Regions from separate parts of the Homo sapiens genome. Here region 2 is linked to region 1. A link is a loop called in an ENCODE intact Hi-C map of the cell type or tissue named here. Cell type or tissue: ovary. All regions are shown on one strand. Each heading gives the region's core, and the rest is flanking DNA. Links, peaks and the distances in the headings are about the cores only. Region 1 holds the start of DAZL (deleted in azoospermia like). Region 2 overlaps TBC1D5 (TBC1 domain family member 5).

Region 1 (17,052 bases), core at 8,999-16,998:
TGAGAGCCCAGCATGGAGCAGAGGCTCTTCCTCCACCGCCTTAAGGTCTTATAAAATGCCCATCTACCAGCTGCCATTTTTGAGAGAATCTGAGGAAAGAGGCTTTATTCTGAAACTGAGACACAGGGACTAAATTACCCCAAAGGGATGACCCCAGCAGAGCCTGTAATATTACCTACAGGCCAGATTAGAGCTTGCCTCCCTCCCATCTCCACCCTCCCCTAACGCCCCATGGGGGCTGTCAATGAAAGTTAAATATCAGGAAGCTGCCTTTTGCTCACACATCCAAATGTAGCATGGGTGAATATTCGACCCTGGCAACTCTTATAAAATCAACGGCAGTGGCTTTTTAAAGATGACAAATCTGTGTATCTGCTACCAATCCTGTGATAGGAAGGTGTGATACTTACATAACATCAGGTCTTGCAGCACTTTGCTAAAACAACGGTGTTTCCTTATGGAGTATAAGAGTATATATATATATATATATTTTCTAATGTGAATTCATGAGTGGCGATTGTTTCTGCTTGGAATCAAAACAAAACAAAAAAATGTATTTCCTTTTTTGTTATTTTGGATATATCTGTGGTCCAGGTGCAACATCTGGAACTTGTTGAATCTGGCTCTTTTTACAAACAAAAATATCTCTAATATTAATTTTGTTTTGTAAAGAGATGGATATTTACTTAAACTGAGGCTGATTGATACAAAATGTTCAGTGTTAGAAAAAAACAAATTTGTCTAATTTGTGACTTGAAACAAAAGCTTTGGTGATATTGGATTCTGGGGGAATTTTGTTTTTACTGGTCAGACTTTGCACAAATGCCCATTAAGCATTTGAATGAGCTATTAACAGAATAGCATTTCTTTTAAACAGTGAACAGAAATATCAAGAAAACTCAAATGATTTTAGACTTAAAACATAGCCAAGGAGTCTTTTGTTCATTTTTAAATCATGTTTTAAATTAAATAAGAATTTTTGAAGTTCTTTAAGAGAAGACTTGTAATTTGCTAGTATATGTGCTTAAAATTGTGTTAAACTTTCCTACAAGATTAATATTATTCTAAAGTAAGAAGAAGTCAAAGTTTAATTTGTATAATATTCAATTAAGACCAAAGTTGGTGTCTCTAATATTAAAGTTAATTTGTAGCCTACTCATAAACAAAATAAGAAAATTTAAAAACATGTACTAAATGGCCAACTGTCTTTTCTTGATTGCCTCTTTTGAAATTAACGTATTTTTTTTACAGATTCTGAAAGTAATTCATGTCATGTGTAGAAATTTGAAATTTAGATTAGTATTATGAAGATAGACCCATAGACAGGACCTATAAATCCTAACACTAACAGATCACACAACCACTGTTTGTATTTTGGAATATATTTCTTTATTCTTTTGTCAATTTGGAATATATTTCTTTATTCTTTTATCAATTTTAAAATACTTTAAATTTATCAAACCAACAATCTGGAATTGCATTTTGCTAATCTGACAGATAACATATCATCATGTTTCTCTTTTTATCTGCTTCTGGAACAGCTTAAAATATTAACTAAAAAGGATTGCAACTGCAGCCAGGCGCGGTGGCTCACGCCGATAATCCCAGCACTTTAGGAGGCCGAGGCAGGCAGATCACTTGAGCTCGGGAGTTCAAGGACAGCCTGGGAAACATGGCAAAATGCCATCTCTACAAAAAATACAAAAAATTAGCCCCGGGCGTGGTGGCATATGTCTGTAGTCCCAGCTACTCAGTGGGCTGAGGTGGGAGGATTGCTTGAGCCCAGGAGGTGGAGGTTGCAGTGAGCTGAGATCACGCGACTGCACTCCAGCCTGGGCAACAGAGTGAAATCCTTTCCCAAAAAAAAGGGGGGTGGCAATCAATCAATCAACAAATAGTAAGGGATCTCAATATACCTTGTTGTTAATACTGTTTTAAGAACTATGAGAAATAACATATGATTGATTTATGCCTTAAACAATTTATAGGTTGTGCGCAAGATGAGACAAACATGAATGAAACAATTAAAAAACAAAATAGGATAGTAAATATTATACCAGCTGTTATTTTAGTGATCATTAACAGAGACCATATACGTGAGTCTGTGATTTAATCAGGGTTAATCTAATTTCGAGAAACAAAACCCTACTAAATGGAGCCTTTATTGGAATGTATCATAGAATGTAAAGTTTTAAAGTTTGGTTATACCACCAACGCACCAAAATCAGGAACTATTGATTCTTGGGCTCTTAATTAAAATCCTAATGAAAGAGAATCTGATTGATTCAGCTTGGGTTAATGTTTATTCCCATCTAATCAGTTGTGGTCAGTAGAAAGAGGTCATGTGGCATCCTGAGTTACCCAAAGAGTAACAGGATTGGTGCCTATGTTATAGCCATTCCCTCTTCTCCTTTGATAATAGAACACCACTTCTGGCAGGAATGTACCCAATCCCAGGAGATGAATCATAGCTGGTCCAAGTCAATTATGATAAGTGCAATTTCCTTCTGCCAGATATGTACTTACTCAGAATCCCTCCAAGCTTGGACACATCACATATTTCTGGCCAATGAGACATAAAAGAAAGCCAAGGGAAGGTTTTCTTCCAAAATAGTAAGTTGTAGGAAAAGAGTTCCTTCCTTCCATACTCTTGACTCTGCTGCATGAATGTAAGTCATGCTTTGTGGTACTAACTGATTCCCAGAGATGGCAATTCAGAGCCATGTATCATTGAGCCTCGACACCAGCACTAAATTAACATGAAGTATCATGTTAATTTAGTTTTTTTTTTAGTCAGTATTATTTGATTACTTTTAGTTAGGCATTCTGTTACTTAGATCCAAAAAGCATCTAAACTGGTAGGTATCTCTTCTGGGGCTCTAGCAGGCATAGATTCTTTCAGAAGGAGATATGAAGACAAGAAGGAAATTGTTGACACTTCTGGTGTAGTTCTTCCTGTGGCAGGCATGATGTTAAGTACCATATACCTATCTTTCCAGCTATCCTATCTTTTACCTAAGAAGTAAAGGTATCCTTACCTCTAAGGTGAAATCAATATTGTCCCCACTTTACAGATGAGAAAATGGAGCTTCAGAGAGGGTGAGTACATTGCCCAGTGTCATTAAGTGCAGTGCTAGGGACAATGCTAACCCAACGCAAATCCAAACACTTTTCCCACTTTCATACGTATTGCCATCCAAAATGGCACATTACATACTGTGGATACTGAAATGGCTACCAGAGGGGAAGATAAACTGGACAAGACAGAAAATTTCACAAAGAAGGGAAAACTTGACTGGACTTTCAATAAGAGGTAGAATTCAGAGAATAAAAGCAAAGCAGGAAGGACATTTTAAATGGAAAGAACACAGAAGGCTGTATGAGAAGGCAATGCTGGTTAGACTGATGAGGGCTAGATAGGATGGGGTCATATATTGAAGGGTTGTAAGAGCCAGCTTAAACTTAAAGCTTATATTCAATATAATAAAATTGGTACTAGGGAACCCTGGAAGGTTTCTGAGCAGAGCAGAAAAGCAATATATTGACAGTAGTGTTTGATAGAGTTTTAAGGTGGCATGAATACCGGTAATACAGGTATTGGAATATTCCAAAATAAAAAGAACATGACCTGGTTTTCTTTTAACCAAGGATATGTGTTATTGTCTAAAAGAAAGTGGTGAAATGGAAAGGAAGATTTGTTAGAGAATCCATTTAAAGAACTTGTTGGCCTGGCATGATGGCTTATGCCTGTAATCCTAACACTTTGGGATGCAAAGGTTGAGGACTGCTTGAGACCAGGAGTTCAAGACCAACCTGAGCAACACAGTAAGATCCCATATTAGTCCATTTTCATACTGCTATAAAGAACCGGCCAAGACTGGGTAATTTATAAAGGAAAGACGTTTAATTGACTCATGGATCAGCATGGCTGGAGAGGCCTCAGGAAACTTACAATTATGGCAGAAGGCAAAGGGGAAGCAAGGCACCTTCTTCACAAGGTAGCAGAAAGGAGAAGTGCCAAGTGAAAGGGGAAGAGTCCCTTATAAAACCATCAGATCTCATGAGAACCCACTGACTATTATGAGAACAGCATGGGGAAACTGCCCCCCATGTTTCAATCACCTCCACCTGGTCTCTCCCTTGACACATGGGGATTATGGGGATTACAATTCAAGATGAGATTTGGATGGAGACACAAAGCCTAACCATATCATTCCGTCCCTGGCTCCTTCCAAATCTCATGTCCTTTTCACATTTCAAAACTAATCATGCCTTCCCAACAGTCCCCCAAAGTCTTAATTCATTCCAGCATTTAACCCAAAAGTCCAAGTTCAAAGTTGCATCTGAGACAAGGCAAGTCTCGCCTATGAGCCTGTAAAATCAAAAGCAAGTTAGTTACTTCCTAGATACAATGGGGGTACAAGCATTGAGTAAATACATCAATTCCAAATGGGAGAAATTGGCCAAAATGAAGATGCAGCAGACCCCATGCAAGTCTGAAGTCTGCAGGGCAGTCAAATCTTAAGCTCTGAAGTGATCTCCTTTGATTCCATGTCTCATATCTAGATCATGCTGATGCAAGAGATGGGTTCCCATGGCCTTGGGCAGCTCTGCCCCTATGACTTTGCAGGGTACAACCCCTCTCCTGGCTGCTTACACAGGCTGGCATTGAGTGTCTTTTCCAGGAACACAGTGCAAGCTGTCGGTGGATCTACCATTCTGGGGTCTGGAGGACAGTGGCTCTCTTCTCACACCTCTACTAGGCAGTGCTCCAGTGGGGACTATGTAGGGGCTTCAACCCCACATTTCTCTTCTGCACTGCCCTGGCAGAGGTTCTCCACGAGAGCTCCACCCCTGCAGCAAACTTCCTCCTGGGCATCCAGGCATTTCCATACATCCTCTGAAATCTAGGCAGAGGTTCCCAAACCTCAGTTCTCGACTTCTGTGTACCCACAGGCTCAATACCACGTGTTGCTTGTGGCTGGCACCCTCTGAAGCAATAGCCTGAACTCTATGTTATCCCCTTTTAGCCATGGCTGGAACGCAGGGCACCAAGTCCCAAGACTGCCCAAAGCAGCTAGGCCCTGGGCCCAGCCCACAAAAACATTTTTTCCTCCTAGGGCTCCAGGCCTGTAATGGGAGGTGCTGCTATGAAGTTCTCTGACATGCCCTGGAAACATCTTCTCCACTGTCTTGGCAATTAACATTTGGCTTCTTGTTACTTATGCAAATTTCTGCAGCTGGCTTAAATTTCTCTTCAGAAAATGGGTTTTTCTTTTCTATCGCATCATGAGGTTACACATTTTCCAAACTTTTACACTCCACTTCCCTTTTAAACATAAGTTCCAATTCCAAACCATCTCTTTATGAATGCATAAAACTGAATGCTTTTAGGAGCATCCAAGTCAATTCTTGAACACATTGCTGCTGAGAAATTTCTGCCACTAGATACCCTATATCATCTCCTTCGAGATCAAAGTTCCACAGATCTCTAGGACAGGGGAAAAATGAATGCTGCCAGTCTCTTCGCTAAAGTATAGCAATAGTCACCTTTATTCTGGTTCCCAACAAGTTCCTCATCTCCATCTGAGACCACTTCAGCCTGGACTTCATTGTCCATATCACTATCGGCATTTTGGTCAAAGGCATTCAACAAGTCTCTAGGAAGTTCCAAACTTTCCCACATTTCCCTGTCTTCTCTGAGCCCTCCAAACTGTTCTAACCTCTGCCTGTTACCCAGTTCCAAAGTTGCTTCCACATTTTTGGGTATCTTTATAGCAGAACCCCACCCTCTGCAGTACCAACTTACTGTATTAGTCCATTTTCATACTACTATAAAGAACTGCCTAAGACTGGGTAATTTATAAAGCAAAGAGGTCTAATTGACTCACAGTTTAGCATGGCTGGAGAGGCCTCAGGAAACTTACAATCATGGTGGCAGGTGAAGGGGAGGCAAGGCACCTTCTTCACAAGGCAGCAGGAAAAAGTGCCAAGTGAAGGTGGAATAATCCCTTATAAAACCATCAGATCTTATGAGAAGTCACTACCATGAGAATGTCATGGGGGAAACTGTCCCCTGTGATTCAATTACCTCCACCTGGTCTCTCCCTTGACATGCAGGGTTATGGGGATTACAACTCAAGATGAGATTTGGGTGAGGACACAAAGCCTAACCATATTAGACCCCATCTCTACAAAAAATACAAAAACAAAATTAACTGGACATGGTGGCATGCACCCATAGGTCCTATCTACTTGGGAGGCTGAGGTGGGAGGATCCCTTGAGCCCAGGAATTTGAGACTATAGTGAGCTATGACAACATCACTGTACTCCAGCCCAGGTGACAGAACAAGACCCATCTCTTTAAAACAAAACAAAATAAAACTTGTTGACTGACTAGATATGGGAAATAACAAAAAAAGTTTCCCTCAACTTCCTTCCTTTTTTTTAAAAAAAGTATGTATATTATCTCTGTGTCTGGTCTTTCTTTATTCCATGATTTTCCTTTGACTGTATTCTCTTCTTTAGTCCTTTCACTTCCTCGTACTTGCTCATGCTGGCTGAAATGCTAGCTGCAGGTACACAAAGTTTTTGCCAAAAAAGTTTTGAAATTGTGGACTTTTTTTTAGTCAATTCCACATAAAACACAGGAAAAAAATCCTTCATGGGAAAAAACAAACATTTCAGCTTCTCCTTTTTATGGTGATCAGAGATTAATTTAGTTTAGTTTCGCATTAATCAAGTTGTTGTCAGAACCTTTCCTGCTAATCTGTAAATGCTGGGCTTTTCAATGTTGTATTTACTCACGTGATGTCTCACTTCTTTTCTCTACAGATATTCTCAATCTAAATTAAGGGAATCAGGGCAAGAAGAGAAATTTAACAGTTGTTAGACCACAACAAAATGTTGCCCTCAGCAAAGTGCTTTGAGATTGTCACATTGCCTAAAAAATGCAATATTTAGGAAAGTTTTTTAGAAATCACACCAAACAGTTCTCCTTTTCTTTGGCAATTCCTTGAGCTCCTTAAAAAAATGTTTGAAAGTACAGAGCTAACTGACTTGAGTAACAGCTCTCATCTGATTTTTTAGGAAGAGGTCCAGTGAAGTTGATGGGTTCAAAGACATTGAAAGGTTCAGTGGTTGATGTTTACACCAGAAATTTCCCTCCCTCTCTGATTCATGGCTTAAATCACTCCAGTTTAGGGAAAGAAATTCTTGGAAATTGATGTAACTCTCGTTCATTACACTGGACTGGAACACTTCAAAGAGGCACCAATACCACTGCACCTTTTCCTGAGGGACTGAGGAGGAAAATAAAGAGGGAAGCTGGCCGGCCGTGGTGGTTAACACCTGTAATCCCGGCATTTTGGGAGGCCAAAGTGGGTGGATCCCCTGAGGTCAGGGGTTCGAGACCAGCCTAACCAATATGGTGAAAACCCGTCTCTCCTACTAAAATTACAAAAATTAGCTGCACATGGTGACATGCACCTGTAGTCCCAGCTACTCGGGAGGCTGAGGCAGGAGAATCACTTGAATCCAGGAGGCAGAGGTTACAGTGAGCTGAGATCACGCCACTGCACACCAGCCTGGGCGACAAAGCCAGACTCCGTCTCAAAAAAAAAAAAAAAAGAGGGAAGCCAGATTCCCACAAAACAATATGAAAAAGACAAGCAACTCAAAGGGAAATTGGCCAGAGACTATAAACAGGTCATTCAATGATGAGGAACCTGAACAGTCAACAAACAGTAGAAAAAAATTTAACTCCATGAGCAATCAGGGAAATGCAAAGTAAAATGAAAACGAGATGCCATTTCTTGACCATCAGGTAGGCAAATTAAAGAGTGGTGATATCAATATTGGAAAGTGAATAGATAAATGAAGACTAACTCACTGATGGTGGAGTGTAAATGGGTATACATTGGCACAACACTTTAAAGGGCAATTTTGTGATATCTATTAAAATTTGAAATGTGCATATCTATGAACTGGCAGATATACTTCTTGGTGTTCACCCCAGAAAAAAAAATACTCATGTGTCTCCAATGAGACAGTTTCATTGTATATTATTTATAACCATGACAAAGTACAAAAGACCTAAACATCAATTGACCAGGGAATGGCTAATAACTGTGGCGTATCCATATTATGTAAAATTATGCCAAAGTTAAAAGGAATTAGGTAGATCTATATGCTGACATTAGAAATTTCTGAGTAACTGGGTGTGATGGTACACCCCATTAGTCCCAGCTACTCAGAGGCTGAGGTGGGAGGATCACTTGAACCCAGAGGTTCCAGGCCAGCCTGGGCAACATAGCAAGACTCCATTTCTAAAAAAGAAAAAAAATATATCTACCTAGTAATGTAGATATTTCTGAGTCATATTGTTGGAGAAAAAAAATCAAGTTACATACATTTTAACAGCATTTTTGTTCAAGAACATATACCCCAAAATAATATATATTCCCTCTATATACCCTTTAAGTATAAATATATAGTGTAAGCATATATTTTCTATAAGTTATATATAACATTTTTATATGAATATAATTTCTCTATTACAAGTATAATAAAAATACCACATATTTTATGTATCAATATGTTCTATAAGTTCAAATAGCAAATGTTCTATGTAAGTGTTAAAAGAAAACACCTAGAAAAACATCTGAAAGGATTTACACCAAACTACCAATCTCTGGGGATGGATCTGGGATGTAGAGCTGGTGGTCAAAAGGTAACTTAAGCCTACCTTAATGTTTTTAATTTTTTAAAGAAAGGGACACATATTATGTATTACCATATTGTCAAAAAAGGATAGGAAACAAAAAATTAACATAGAAAGAATAAAACTATGGAAATGGAGGTGAGAGTGATTAGGGATGAGGAAAGGAAAAAGAGTGAGTTCTACCAGCTTTTTCTCTCTGCTTCTTCCACAAGTGTTCAACAGCTTCTACCTCTCTGATTTGCAAGGGTTCGCTCAGCAGTGATGCCTCTTGATGCAGAAAAAGCAGTTTCAAAGCAACTGGGAGAAGTATGTGTGTGAGTAGGGAGTCAGTGGTGTAGAGATAAGATTGATTCCAACATTTGAAAAAAGTACTGAAAGATTTGTTAACAAGCAAAATTCAGAAGGAAATGTGGAAATTTTATTTTTGTTAAGCAGATAGGCTCCTCAAGGGCCAATTGTTTTGGAGCAATTCATTAGTGTAGGTTGGTGTCTTATCTGTTCAGGCTGCTATAATAAAAGCAATATTCCACAAAACACTAGTACACGAACATGATTCATCCAAGTTCGTTGCTACTTTATAACAAGGATTGCCTTTCCTCTAGTTTCCAATAACATGTCCCTCACATCACAATGGCTTTTACTGTCCATATTTCTACCAAGTCTGTTCACAACTACTTAGGCACTCTCTAAGAAGAGTCAAGCTTTCTCTACAGCTCTCCTTTTCTCCTTCCAAGCCCCCATCAAAACCAGCCCTTTATGGCCTGGTCTGTTCATAGCAATGTAGGATTTTTCTATGATACATGTCAAAACTCTTCCAGCCTCTACCCATTACCCAGTTCCAAAGCTGATTCCATAGTTTTAGGCATTTATTATAGCAGCACCCGTCTCCCGGTACCACCTTTCTTAATCTGTTCAGGGTCTTACAATAAAAATATCTTAAACTGGGTGGCTTATAAACAACAGAAATTTGTATCTCACAGTTCTGGAGACCGGCAAGTCCAAGATCAGGGTGTCAGCATGGTGAGGTTCTGGTGAGGACCCTTTTCTGGGGTGCAGGCTGCCAACTTCTTGCTGTATTCTTACATGGTAGAAGGAGTGACTAAGCTCCCTCAGTCCTCTTTTATAAGGGCATCAATCCCATTCATGAAAGCTCTGCCCTCATGACCTAATCATCTCCCAAAGGCTCCACTTCCTAATACCATCACCTCAGGGACTAGGGTTTCAACATATGAATAGGTGAGGAGGGCAAACATTCAGACCATAGTGTTATTTGGGGTTTTGCTTCTTTGTTTAGCTACTCTCATGGGAACAAGAGATTTAATACATAACTTTGTCCCATTATATTAGCCCTTTCTTCCTCCATGTAGTTTGCTAATATAGCATAATGGTTGAGAACTCAGACTTTAAAGTCTGACTGGGTTTAAATTCAGCTCTGATACTTACCAACTATCATCTCAGGCAAGTTATACAACCTCTGTGCACCTCTGCTTCCTTCTCTGTAAAATTGGGATAATAATAGCACCTACTATTGTTAGGAGGATTAGATGAACTACTAGTAGAAGTAAGATAATTAGAATAATGCCTGGTACATAGTATGTACCGTATTAGTATCAGTGCCTAGTGTCAATATTATTACTTTTAACAAGTCAATCATTTTTCAGTTAAATATTTAGGCAAGTATCATGAGGCCATCGTGAAGATTATGTCAGTTTGCTTCAGACCAACCCCAAAATTCAGACGACCTGCTTAGGAGATTTAAGTTTTGAGTGAATAAACTATTATTGCAGGTACCAGGGTTAAAGGTGAATAAGCAGGGCTTAAGCAACATTGCTCAGTTGATAGATGTCTCTGCAAGTATTCACAAGTGTACATGAGATGTGTGTTGCTATGCTGGACCACATGAATGCAGGCCCAATAAAAGACAAGGCACCATACCTTGAGATTTAAATGGAATTGGTTTAAACATCTGCTTACATGCAATGGAAATAGCACATATTTCTTTCTATCTTGCTGGGAATACTGAGCTTATGATTTTTGCTTTTCCAGGTCACTTTTGGCTGTAAGCTACTGTTCCTGCTGAATTATTTCATCTGTGGGTCATCTTGCTGTAGATCAGCATGCTATCCCTGTCCCATGTTGCAATGGAGAGTGTCCTTGAGACTCCTCGCAAAACACCACTGACATAAGGCATTTGTGTGTGTACTGGAAGCTTACTAAAGGTTGGACACAATAGCAGGACATTGCTACATAATCACAGCAAAGAGTCATAAATCTTTTAGCTGTTAACCTTCTTTTTAAAAGCAGTTTGGCTGACCTCACTCATCACCTAATGTAGTCCAGAAGCTTTGTTGTAAGCAATAGTCACAGAAGTTTTGGCTGGTTTAAGCAGGAAAAGAACTTATTAAAATTTATTGGGTAACTAGCTCACAGAATCTCAAAATGAACCAAAGGGTCAGGTTGTCTCCAGGAATGACACACGAAATCATGCTGCAGAACTTGTCCAGTGAAGAAACCTCAGCTGGCACTGAGTACACCATGGTTTGCACAACTGACAGTAGCAGTCATTGCAGCTCTAACCTATACCATGGCTGCTGCTGCTGTTGATACTCTTCTCCAGAAAGTATTCTCTGCAGTCCCTTCATTATGGCATCATTAGTCCCCTATTCAAAATTTAGGATGGCTGCATCTCATTGATGTTGTGTAGGTCACCTGCCCAAGCTGTTAGCTGCAAGAAAGGCTGAGAAAGTAGACTCTTAATTTGTAAGGTGAAGGATTCTCAAATCCAGGGAGGTAAGTTGTTTATGACAAGTGCTCTCTATGGCAATGTTTCTTCACCTTCAGTGTGCACATGAGCCATTTGGAGATCTTGTTAAAATGCAGATTCTGATTCAGTAGGTTTAGGGTGGGGCCTGAGATTCTACAGCACTCACGTGATGTGAAGCTGCTGATCTGAGGATCACACTTTGAGTAGCAAGGCTCTATAGCACCGATTTTCAAATATGGCTGCATACTGGAGTAACTAGAGAAACATTTATATATATATATATATATATATATATACACACACACACACACACACACTGACTTATGAGCCTTGCCCTCAGCTGATTTAATTGGTTTGGGGCGAGGCATGGGCATATAAATTTTTTAAAGTTCCCCACATGATTCTAATGTACTCAGATACCTTTCACTGCAGGCTCCAACTTTTTGTCACTTTGCAAGGTTATTTTTTATTTTTTTGAGACAGAGTCTCACTGTGTCACCCAGGCTGGAATGCAGTGGGGTGATCTTGGCTCACTACAACCTCCACCTCCCACGCTCAAATGATCCTCCCACCTCAGCCTCCTGAGAAGCAGGGACCACAGGTGCACACTGCCACACCCAGCTAATTTTTTGTATTTTTGGTAGAGACGGGGTTTCACCACATTGCCCAGACTGGTCTCAAACTCCTGAACTCAAGTGATCCATCGGCCTCAGCCTCCCAAAGTGTGGGGATTACAAGCATGAGCTAACATGCTGACCTGCAAGGTTACTTCTTTTCTCCAGCTTCTAGGACCTCCAATTTCCCTGTCTTGCTTGGTTTCTCCCCTTGTAATATGATTACTCTCATTTATTAGGCAGAACAATTTGAAACTCTACTCTTTAGTCCCTTGGGCCTAAGTTTGCATATCTAAAGCTCTATAGAGTTCTGCTAATCCAGTGTTTCCCAAAACTATGTTACTCGCTGCCCTGGGAGTATGTGGTATGAAGTGATGCATAAACAAACATTGTTTTAAATTCTAATCATTCTGTATTTATTTTAATGTCATTGTTAAAAAAATGTAGCTAAAACAGTAAGTCTGATCTTGCAAATATTGTTGTTTAGGACAAGAAGTTAATTTTTAAAACAGGTAAATAATAATAGAGACTCAGGACAGATATAACAAAAATCTTGAAAATGATTTGCAGAAGTGAAGTTCAAGTGCCTATACAAACATAGCCTTCTTTCCAAAGCCGTAGGCTTTAGGAGCACAGAAGAACTGGCAGAGGTGTTCAAAGACACCAGCGTTTTTTTCTTCTCCCCCCATATAGGAAGCAATATAGAGATTTATTTCTGAACTGATACGAATTATGCCACTAATCTTAACACATTGAAATGGATACAGTCAGTTTTGATCTTAGATAAAATTCTTTCTATTAAGCGATTTCAAGAAAACAGCACCAACCTTTGAAAAATTCATGATCTAAAGAAAAGTAAATTATAAGAATAACTTATGAAATATAAAATACAAATAATGTTTAATCCCTTAACCAGCTAATCTTTAACAAGAAAACGGGTGAAACTGTTCAGAATTATTAAGAGCTAATACACAAATCCAGAAAGTCTTAAAACTCCTAAGCAGGAGAAATTTTTTAAAACTCCACATCTACTTACATCATTGTGAAAATTCAGAACACCAAAGAAAAATTGGTCTTAAACATCAAAAAGACTGACAGCAGATTTCTCAGTAGCAATAGAAAATAGAAGATAACAGAGTAATATGCTCAATATTCTGAGGGGGGAAAAAATACTTGTAAACCTAAAATTATATATTCAGTAGAATTATCATGAAACAGCAGGGAAAAATCAAAATATTTCAGGTGGAAAAAAACGCAAGGGTTTACCACATCACACTCTCATTCAAGGAAATTCTAAAGAATTTGCTACAGGCACAAGGAAAATGATTCAGAAGGAAGATCTGAGATATGCAAAGAAATGGTAAGCAAAATGTTGTTACATATGTGGGTGTGTCTAAAAAACGACGTCTAATTTATATGATGAAACCAGGATAGAACTAAAATAGTGAATAACTTATAAACTGAGAGAGGGGAGGGTGTGTAGAGCTAAGACATCCTAAAGGCCTTTGCATTATTCAAGAAGAAAGTAAAGCTATTTATTAGCTTTATATTTTAAGTTTACATTTTAAAATAGTAATACAAATCACTTAAAAATACGGAGTGCATTGGCTCACGCCTGTAATCCCGGCACTTTGGGTGGCTGAGGCGGGCGGATCACGAGGTCAGGAGATTGAGACCATCCTAGCTAACACGGTGAAACCCCATCTCTACTAAAAATACAAAAACAAAATTAGCCGGGCTTGGTGGCAGGCGCCTATAGTCCCAGCTACTCGGGAGACTGAGGCAGGAGAATGGCATGAACCCAGGAGGCGGGGCTTGCAGTGAGCCGAGATTGCGCCACTGCACTCCAGCCTGGGCAACAGAGCGAGACTCTGTCTCAAAATATATATATATATATAATTAATATAATATAATTAATATAATATAATTAATAATTAATATAATATAATTAATAATTAATAATTAATATAATACATATACACACACATAGAGAGAGAGAGAGAGAGAGCCAGAGCGTGAGCATTACTCCAAATAAGTTGAGGAAAAAAACTGAGAAAAAGAAAAAAAAACCACGTATACACAATGCAAAAGAAGCTGCTTCTGTTAGTTTTTGACATTTTAACTTTCTTTTTCGTATGCCATTCTTATTCAAGGTAAGTAGTATTGTATAATTTTTTATTGTGAGCTTTTCATTAAAGGGTCATTTTCTTATGAGAATCACTTTCAGCCTAGGTTGCAGAAGCATTCATTCAAGTCGGTTTTATGTTTGCTTCTGCCAGGCATTCTAGATGCCCCATGTCTAGGATCTCTTAAGGCAGGAGAGAGGGTGATGGTGTAGGAGGATCCATTTCTTGGCTTGGGGATTCCAATAATATATTATAGATTTAAACTCCAAACGTTGATGAAATGCAGGTCTAGGGTTTTGAAATTTAATCAGAGTTAAATACATATTTTCTTCATCCAGAGATGGGACAAGCCTCCTCATCTGCTCGCCATGGGTGTTTCACATTTTCCCTACTCCATCCTTTTCCTAAGGATTTTAGGGACAATGGCGTTTTGCAGAGTACTCAGTTCCAGCTCCCACCCTGAGCCCTTACCTCCTACCACTAAACATCCAGATCTCAAGTTACAGAGAGTAACAACACTTTGCCCACACCTAGGATGACCAATCCTTCTGGTTTCCTTAGGGACGTAGGAATTTCTCAGTGCTAAAATCATGTAAGTCCTGGGCAAACTAGTATGACTGGCTGCCCTACAGCCCAGCCCCCATATCCCGGGCAGGAGAAGAATCAGTTGAATAAGTCATTGCTCTGGTTTTCAGTTTATTTTTGGTACTTGGAATTTCCCTTCTTTTCTTATGGGTTTAGCTGCATATTGAAAATAAAACGTTTTATTTTAATCCCGCATTACTAGGTGTTAGTAATGAGATACTGCTCACGTTATAGAAGTCCACCGTTTTGCCAGCTCAAAAAGTAACATTTTAATGCTTTCCGTCAGTACAGAAGTGAAGTTTGTGGATAAAGGTCATAGCTACTTAGCCCTGTGTGTATAGCTAAGGTGCTGCAGTGGTTCCCGAAGTTACGTGATGGGCTCCACCAACTGGCCCACAGCTTGCTCCTGCTCTACGCCCGTATTCTGACCTTAAGAATGTTCTAGAATTCTCTAGGCAGGCCTAGCGCCTTCCTGTAAGGCCTGGAAGGTGAATTCTCCCATTAAAATGTAAGATCCCTGAGCAAACACATGTTCTGTTATTCTGTTCACTCCTGCATCTGCTGTACCTGGTAATCACAGGCACTCAGTAACTATTTCTTGAAAGAACAAACATCCTGAATGTCAAACTGGCATTTCCTCCCATCCAACCCCTTCTATCTCAAACTTGACAGAAAGGAGTGCAAGTTTCTGGCCTGTTGATGTCTCCTTCTGTTTTCCACAGACTTGCTTCGATTTATTTCTGTAGGCATTTAAAAAAGATTTTGGGGTGAGTGTGAAGCTAAAAGTGATGGCGCTAACCCTGTGCCTTAGAGAAGCCATTTGGAAACTGCAGCCTAGACACATTAGATTATCATTTTTGTAAACTATACCATACATTTCAGTATGCATACTTATTTTAGGGGTGTTTTGGGGGTGATGTGTGTGTCTGTGGGTCTATGTGAGCGCGGCGCCTTCCTGGGACTGAGGCACCGGACCTGCGCACACGCGCTGCGTACCCTACGCCCCCGCCGCGTGGGCGCCGTCGTCCCCCGCAGCCCCCCCACGCAGGGGGCGGGGCGCTGCCACCCATTGGCTGAGGCCGATACCACGCGCCCCGATACCCGGCGCAGGAGCCACCTCCCTGAGCCCCGCGGACCACGCCTCAGTCCGCCTGCGCTCCTCAGCCTGACGGTCCGCCTTTCGGGGCTCCTCAGCCTTGTCACCCGCTCTTGGTTTTCCTTTTCTCTTCATCTTTGGCTCCTTTGACCACTCGAAGCCGCGCAGCGGGTTCCAGCGGACCTCACAGCAGCCCCAGAAGTGGTGCGCCAAGCACAGCCTCTGCTCCTCCTGGAGCCGGTCGGGAACTGCTGCCTGCCGCCATCATGGTGAGTTGAGGGAGAGGCCCGAGGGGCAAGGCTGGCGGAGTCTTCACTCGTGGGTGAAACTCGGCTCTGCAGGGTCGGAAAGTGAAGTCATCCTCGGCTTTCCTGTTTGGGGGGCACCTGCCTGGACGCACCACAGCCATGGCCCACAGAGTTGGGAGAGGCGGCCTGGCAGTGGCGCGGCCTACACAGAGAGGCAGGCGCGGGACGCCAAGGGCGGCAAGGTGGGGGTGGGCCCCGAGGACGCGCTGCCTCGCCGGCCACGTGCAAGGGCCACGGCCTTCTTGAGGCACCCATTTCCCGGTTCGGGTTCTCTACTGGCAGAGGTTTGGGGTGCGGGTTCCCCACCCCCGACTGCCCCACCCCGCCCCCACTCCCACGCGCTCCCCCACTCACGCGCCTCCGCCCCTCCCCCACTCCCACGCGCCTCCGCCCCGCCAGCCTCATTTCTGGCGCGCTCTCCCCGTGGCTCCGCAAGATGGCGGCGGGCCTGCTGAGGGACTTGCCTTCTTAAACTTCGAGGGCCGGAGCTTCCTTAGGAAGTGGTTCCCTCCTGGTCCCTGTACTTGGTGGGGTGGGCGGGGTTCGTGGGGGCCTCAGCGTGGGGTGTGGGGCGTCCTGAAGGCATGGCCCTGTAGCTGAGGGGGCTGGGCCGGAAGTGCCTCTGGTCCCCTCGCGCCTGTCAGCTGCGGGGGACTTGCTGATGGCGGCTCCCTCGTGTGGCGGCGACAGAAAAGCTCGCCTGACGCCATCTTTGCCGCACGAGGTTGGTTTCAGCAGTTACCATTAAGAATTTTAGAATTTTTAAATTCTGGGTACGGTTTTTTCCCTCTCGATAAACCAGGATCCTTTGACAAAATGTCCATTTGGTAGATAGC
Region 2 (8,000 bases), core at 1-8,000, 620 kb before region 1:
AACCAAAATAGTGGTAGCAGAAAAAAAAATTCTATCTATGCTTAATATAATCAGTGTCAAGGAATTAAACTACTTAGATTTTCCCAAGTGTCTTTTTTCAAAGCAATGAAGTAAATTTCAAGAAATAAAGTAAGTATCAATACTTTTGATGATTCCTTGATTATAGATAGTCTTTTTTTAATGAAATTTTATGTCTGTATCTTTGACTTTTAACACAGCAGTTATATGGGCTTTTATTTTTAAGAAAAAACCTGAATATAAGGTGAGATTCCATAATTTAGATCAATAAGTAATTTTTAGAGAATTATTCAAAAATTTCATTTTATATCTTGCAGTGTAGGTTGCAATCACACACCAAAAAAAAGCCACAGCAGACTTTGTTTATCAAAGACTTAACTCAGTGAGGTTCTTCAAAATTAGTTTTAGAAATTGCATACTTACCCCCGGAAACCTTTGTCAAGAGATATTTATGAATTTATTCACAAATCAAAAAGCTTTAAACACAGGTACACACACAAGACATATGTTATTTTTAAAGAGAATCTGGAATTTGTAACAACAGAAGTACAGTCAGCCCCCTGTATCCATGGGTTTCACATCTCTGGATTCAGCCAACTACAGGTCAAAAATATTCAGAAAAAAAATGAGTCTCTACTGAACATGTACAGACATTTTTCTTATAACTCCCTAGACAATATGGTATAACCACCATTTACGTAGCATTTACATTGTATTAGGTATTATAAATAATTCAGAGATGACTTAAAGTATAAAGGAGGATATGCGTAGGTTATTTAAAAATAGTACTACCATTTTATATAAGAGACTATAGCATCCTTGGATTTTGGTATCCACAGCGGTCCTGAAACCAATCTCCCATGGATACTGAGAGATGACTAGATTTAGGTATTAACATAAAATGGACCATTAGGAAAGAATTTTAGATTTTTTAAAATAATTTCCATAGGCATCTTTAAAATTTATACTTGTATATATACATTTGTGTTATGGATGTAAATATGCATATACATACGCACAGATATCTATAACATCAGATTATTTTAAATATAAAAAGGTTAAAAAAAAACTTCCTGTCCAGGTAACCACTGTTGATATTCTTAAGGTAAAACTAAAATATGTGACATTAGATGATTCCAATTAATTAAAGGTACTACATGAAAAATGGGAGTAGGGGAGAATCTCCATTTTCTCCTCCCACCTTTCTGCCAGCCCATTTCCCCAAGGGTAACCATTGTTAAGTTTCTTATGATTTCTTCCAGGAGAAAAAAATATATATTAAATTGAGGCATAATGTGGGAGTCACATTAATGTGGTAAGAGCTCATTTGTTTGGAGGTGACTTTCTCTCTGGACCATCAAGAAGAAAGCACTGACAAAAATGTCCCAGTGTAAATGAAAAGCAACAAGTTGGTAGAACAAGGAGAGGGATGTCAAGTCAACCAGAGTAGGACAGAATAATGACAAGAAAAAGAGACAGCTTCCACTCACAAGAGTGAGGGAAGATACCAAAAAAAACAAAAAATGGTCCTCATAGATGGCACTATATTGATTGGCTGCTCTGGTTATTGTTGAGATGTGATAGACCTGAAGCACAACAAGTAGTTCCATTATGTTCAGTATAATCATTTTAAGGCAGAGAAATATATGTAAAATGAATTTTGGGAAACATCAGTTAGCTAGAAAATGCATTTTTGTGGAACATCTATTCCAAAAGACATTGAATAAATGAGTTGTTTTTGGACTGAAAACAAGATCAGAATTTGCCCTTTACGTTCAAAAGGCCTCATTCCATTTTGCTTTAATCTAATTTTAGGTCACATTTACATCAGCCCACTTGGCACAACCCTTATGAGATGGGGAGGGTGGTACAGTTTTGTCTAGCACGGGCTCTGGAGTCAAGCCTGGGTTTGAATTCAGGCTCCATCACTGCCTTGCTGGATGACCTGGGGAAGTTACTTAACCTCTTATTTGTAAAGAGAGAATAAGAGCAGCTACTTCAAGGGTTGTTGCTGGACATCATCACAGCACCTGTTGCATAGTGAGGGCTCTAGGGTGCTACCTGCTCAGGTAGTGGTGATGATAGCACCATTATGTGCTTTCCTCAAATACCTCTCTGAATCTCAGAATCAAATAATGAAGGAGCTCATTCCACACATCTATCTTTTCTTAATTATTATTTCTGATATTCTAAAGACACATGTTTGCATGCAGGTACCCAATCCAACAGCGTTTGACTTTTGTGGTCAAGCTAGAGAATGTCTATTCCAGGGGCTTCAAGTACAACCTGTGTCTGTTCACTCTTGTGACAGCAAGATGCATGTCTTTCATTAGTAGACATTAGCCTTTTTGCTATCTGTCACTCAAGTCTGCAGGAAACAAACTGTTACTATATAGGGACCAGATGCCTCATTGTCTTGGTCACTATATAAAGTCAAGGTTATCCCCTTTCTGTGGCCACAGAACAGGGGTTCCCAGGTTTTTCCCTTTCTGCTTATCTAGGTTATACGTTCCCAGCAAGTCCCCCCGTAGACCTCCTGAACATTTTGCCTTTGGGTGTCCAGTGTCCACCTTCCTCAGATGACCTCAGGTGTACTGGGGTTCTGCCTGTCTATTTAGTAAAATGCCCACCCCCTTTTCTTATTTCCTATCGAATTTGGTAATAGAAAATCCATGAAAATATTATTCATGGGACATGGTAGGAGCTTAATAAGCATTTTTCCTTCCTCTTTCCTTCTCTCTCAGCCATTTTGCAGTCAGGAATCTCCACTGATGCCTATGAAGCTCATTCAGTCATTTTAGGCTCTTGACAAGTTGCCTCCAATGACATAGAGCACACAGGGCACAGTACTTTTATTGAGTGTTTCAGAGAGGGAAAGAGAATGAAGGAAGGACATAAGATAGCTAGACACAGCTGTGTCTCATCCGAACAGTAACTTTGTGCAACTTACAAAAAAAAAAAAAAAGATAACTTCTCTGCAGATGTAGCTCACACCAGGGCACATGACTTAATAAGCAGACCATGGCCTGGATTTCAGTTGCTCTGCCAGGCAGTCTTATGTGATGCATATATGATGGTTCTATACTTAGTGCCAGTTAGTTGAAGTCTGTGGGAAATCATTGAGAAGTGCAGCCAGTGTCCTACCAGGAGGGGTTTCAATGATCCTATCAAGAGAGAACCTGTGAATCCACAATCCAGAGTACTGCATTTTAAACTATGTGCTCTAGATTTGGGAGCCATCTCTATGCCTTCCACTAGACATGGTTTATGTCTACGGAGAGCATATGCTAGACACCACACTAAACCCTTTACATTATCATTTAGGACACACAGCCACTTGTAGATGAGAACTATGGCCAGTGGAGGGTCAGTGACTTGTTCAAGGCCGTACAACTAGGTATCAACCCAGTTCAGACTCAATCCTAGCTGTGTCTGACCCACCAGATAGTGGCTTGGGGAATTCTACCCTGTAAACATCTCTCAAATCTACCACCACAGCCTCAGTTGAAGGCCATAATCTCTTGCCTGGACCAACGCAACAGATGGTCCACTCAACCAAGCCCTTATAATCCTCACTCAATTTTCTGGCCTAAAATCTGTAGTAACTGCCATCAACCACCAATGAAATAAAGGCCAGACCCCTTAACATGAGAATAAGGAGCTCTTCTTGATCTGTCAGACCCTTGATCTGGCCTCATCTTCCCACTATCCTCCACTCCCCAAGACTGGATGATCAAGAGGGAAACTAAGCTCATGTTTAGGGTACCAGCAACTTAGTTTTTTTCTTAAAAAAAAAAAAAAAAACTTTTATTTTAGGTTCAGTGGTACATGTGCAGGCTTGTTATATAGGTAAACGTGTGGCATGGGGGTTTGCTAAACAGATTATTTCATCACCCAGGTACTAAGCCTAGTACCTAATAGTTTTTTTTTATTCTCTCCCTCCTCCCACCCTCCACATTCAAGTAAGCCCCAGTGTCTGTTGTTCTCCTCTTTGTGTCCACGTGTTCTCATCATTAGCTCTCACTTATAAGTGAGAACATGTGGTATTTAGTTTTCTGTTCCTGTGTTAGTTTGCTAAAGATAATGGCCCCCAGCTCCATCTATGTTCCTACAAAGAACATGATGTTCTTTTGTATGGTTGTATAGAATTCCATGGTGTATAATGGGGCACCTTCAACTTTAGAAAAAATTTGATAATTGATCCTCCCCCAAAAAAACATTGAAATAATCATCAAATTTTTTAGAAAGCACTCTGTTGAACTTAATCTTTCCTTTTACTTTGATATTGATATCATTTTCAATTACATATTGATGGCAGGGAGCACCAAAGGTTTTAATCAGGCCCTGATTAAGCTAGATGTTCCTAGTACAATGCCTTTGAAAATACTGTGTTCTCCACTAGAGAGGACCCTCCCTGACCCACCACGACCATTTCCTCTTGAGTTTTAAGATCTAGCTCACACTCTTAATTGTCTGAGACAAGATTGGACACTCCCCCTTTTGCGCACACAAAGTGCTGTTGTTTGTACTTCAGTGTTCGCTTTTGCTACCTAGGGTTGTAGGTTAGTGTGTATACAAGTCTGTATTCCCTGTATGGCTATTTTGGGAGTTTCTTAAGAGCTTCTGTTATGTTCATACTTCCCTCCCCAGTGCTAAACAGAAATTTCTTTAGGCATTTCAAAAGATCACTCTGCATAGGGCTCATTCCCTGATGTTTGGTCACGAATGAAAGACTACATACATGCATTAATACATGTACACCCTAGATGGCTTAAGAATGAGCCTATATTTAATGTATTTAAGAATGTCTTACAATCTAAAATAATTTTAAATAAATGTCATGGGTCAGAAATTCTGAAGACCAAACTGTGAGACAGATTCATGGTTAAGACATTTATTGGGCAGCATCCTTGAGATCAGTACCTGGGGAGTGAAAGAAGCAACACTGGCAGGGAGAGAGCTAAACCGACCGCTTTGCAGTTGCTGCTGGAACCCTCTGGGGCTGGGGTAGTCCTCTAGAGTTGTCCACCTTGAGGCAAGGGGGCCAGCTTTTACTTGTCAACTCAAACCAGTCACTGGATTGGAGTTAATTCCCAGGTAAGGGGCATGACCTTGGGCAAGGAAGCTCTCTTCAGTTGCGGGCAGTTTCCAGAGAAGAACTCAGGGGAGCCATCAACAGCCAGCATTTCCAGCAGCTGGGGGAAATAAGTGCCTTGGACCTGAAGAGGGAATTGGGCAGGGCCCTACAGCAGCGTATTTTAGAATGTGCCCCTAAGAATAGGCTTTAAATTTTCGTGCAACAAAAATGTTTCATGCTGTTCCTCTCTGTCAAAAAAAAAAAAAAAAGGTATGTAGAGAACTTTGGAACCAGTATGTAGCTTATGGGTTACAAGCTTGCTGAGAATACTGACCCCTCAGCTCAGGAGCTGTCCAGGGGAAGCCTGGATGAGCCCACATCCATTTACCCCAGTGTGCTATACAAATGTGATCAGATTCTGTGCATACCAGATACGAAAAAGGCAGAGAAGTCTGAGAGTGCATCCTTTTGTCTTGAGACAAGACTACTCCAGGTACCTGGGCTTTTCCTATGTATCTCCAGAGGAAATACAGTTGTCCCTCAGTATCTGTGGGGGATTGGTTCCAGGACCCCTGCGGATACCAAAATCCACATATGCTCAAGTCTCTTATATAAAATGGTATAGGGTTTTCATATAACCTATGCACATTTTCCTCTATACTTCATCTCTAGATTACCTATAATACCAAATACGATGTAAATGCTATGTTATACTGGGTTTGTTGTTGTTGTTGTTGAGACAGGGTCCCACTCTGTTGCCCAGACTGGAGTACAGTGGTGCAATCATGGCACACTGCAGCCTCTACCTCCTGGGCTCAAGTAATTGTCCCTCTTCAGCTTCCTGAGTAGGTGGGACCACAGGTGTGTGCCATCACACCTGGCTACTTTTTCATTTTTATTGTAGAAATGAGTGGACTACAGGCACGCACCACTACTCTGTCTCACAGTTTGGTTCTCACTATGTTGCCCAGGTTGGTCTCAAACTCCTGGGCTCAGGCAATCCTCCAGTCTCGGCCTCCCAGAGTGCTGAAATTACAGGTGGGAGACACTGCACCCAGCCTGTTATACTGTATTTTTATTTGTACTATTTGTGTTGTACTGTTTGGTTGGTGTTTGTTTTTTGTTTTTTTTTTTTTTTTTGAGACCGAGTCTCACTCTTATCGCCCAGACTGGAGTGCAGTGATGCACTCCCAGCTCACTGCAACCTCCACCTCCCAGGTTCAAGTGATTCTCGTGCCTCAGCCTCCTGAATAGCTGGGATTACAGGCATGCGCCACCATGCCCAGCTAATTTTTGTATTTTTAATAGAGACGGGGTTTCACCATGTTGGCCAGGCTGGTCTCTAACTCCTGACCTCAAGTGATCTGCCTGCCTCGGCCTCCCAAAGTGCTGGGATTACAGGCGTGAGCCACCGCGTCCGGCCTGTTATTTTATATGTATATTTTTGTATTTTTGATCTGTTGGTTAAATATCCAGGTGTGGAACATGGACGGTAGACTGTGCTCTCCATCATCCCTTTGGGAACATGTTCTAGTGACTCCATTTTCTTAAGGGTCTGAATGTTTGTGTTCCCAGAGGGCACAAAAATATGTTAGTAAGCTAATTTTTATAATTGAGGAGAAACATATGTTTTTAATGTGAGATGTGGGCCAGGTTCCTTATTAATACTACCACCAATTTGAAATTTCATAGTTCACAGATAAGTTTTGATAAGAGCTGATCTTAGTATTACCACTGAAAAAGGAAGTTTACTAAGCAGGGTAATAGCTGCAAAAGAAACCTCTGGGTGTTGTTGCCCCTCAAGGGAACAAATGCTTTCAAATTCTTTCTGGATGTTTAATTATTCTCATACAGTAAAGAATTGATAAGCTAACTTATTAAAGCAGGTATTCTAAAGATTTCTCCCAGACATATCATTACCCTATTTTGTTACAATAGTCACAAAATATAATAACCTTCATGTATGAAAAATTTGACTGTTCGTTAGTTTATACCCTTGCTGTCTAACATGGTATCCCCTAGCCACATGTAGCCACTGAGCTCTTGAAATGTATGCTGTGAGTAAAAAATATGCACTGCATTTTGAAGACTTAGTATGAAAAAATGAATGTAAAATTTGTCAATAATTTTTTATTTTGTCTTCATGTCAGGCTGATAATAGATTATTAAAATTAATTTTATCTTTCTTTACTTTTTAAGTGTGAATACTAAAATATTAGAAATTGCATGTGTGGCTCACATTATATTTCTGTTGATCAGCATTGGTGTTTATAATTATTTTCAGATATTCCAGATTGAACATCAGCAAACATTTATGGTAGCTCCACAATGTGCAGGCACTGTGCTAGCTTTTTTCCCAGCAGGTGAAACTGGTAATGACCACACTTCCTGCCCTTAGTGAAATTTGTCCATTGTAATATAAGCAGGAACACTAGTAATTGAATACAAGAAGCCTGACCATCAGATATTTTCTGTTCCTAGGAAAAGCCATTCACAAAATATATGTATCCTAAAAATTGGATAGAAAGGCCTATTTCCAAAACTTTTTTTGTCATTTTGAAATAATAATTCCTTGGAGTCATTCTGCAGGATTCAGAAATTTAAATTTAATTATATATATTGGCATAGTCTTTTTTTCTTTGTTTGTTTGTTTTGTTTTGTTTTGTTTTGTTTTGTTTTTTTGAGACAGAGTCTTGCTCTGTTGTTACCCAGGCTGGAAGGCAGTGGTGCGATCTCAGCTCACTGCAACCTCTGCCTCCAGGGTTCTCCTGCTTCTTCCCAAGTAGCTGGGACTACAGGGTTCAAGTGATTCTCCTGACTCTGCTCGAGTAGCTGGGACTACAGGCACGCACCACCATGCCCAGCTAATTTATATATTTTTTGTAGAGATGGGGTTTCGCCATGT

Evidence for each region. Peaks named below come from ENCODE experiments on the same cell type or tissue, not always from the same donor. Only the 100,000 strongest peaks of a DNase experiment are listed, where the experiment ranks them.
Region 2: it touches region 1 in a loop (5-fold over the local background); 93 of 110 quality-filtered maps call a loop at or near these places.

The regions. Positions count from the first base shown.
Region 1 is chr3:16,604,328-16,621,379 of GRCh38, reverse strand. DAZL (deleted in azoospermia like) reads left to right here and starts at 15,957. Exons shown (of 11, transcript NM_001351.4): 1 at 15,957-16,177. The coding sequence starts at 16,175. In ovary, for the core only: no CTCF peak of the experiment used is centred there; no DNase peak of the experiment used is centred there.
Region 2 is chr3:17,223,675-17,231,674 of GRCh38, reverse strand. All of the region lies in intron 18 of TBC1D5 (TBC1 domain family member 5), which reads left to right. Among named protein-coding and RNA genes, the nearest start is that of PLCL2-AS1, 170 kb to the right of the region's middle. In ovary, for the core only: no CTCF peak of the experiment used is centred there; no DNase peak of the experiment used is centred there.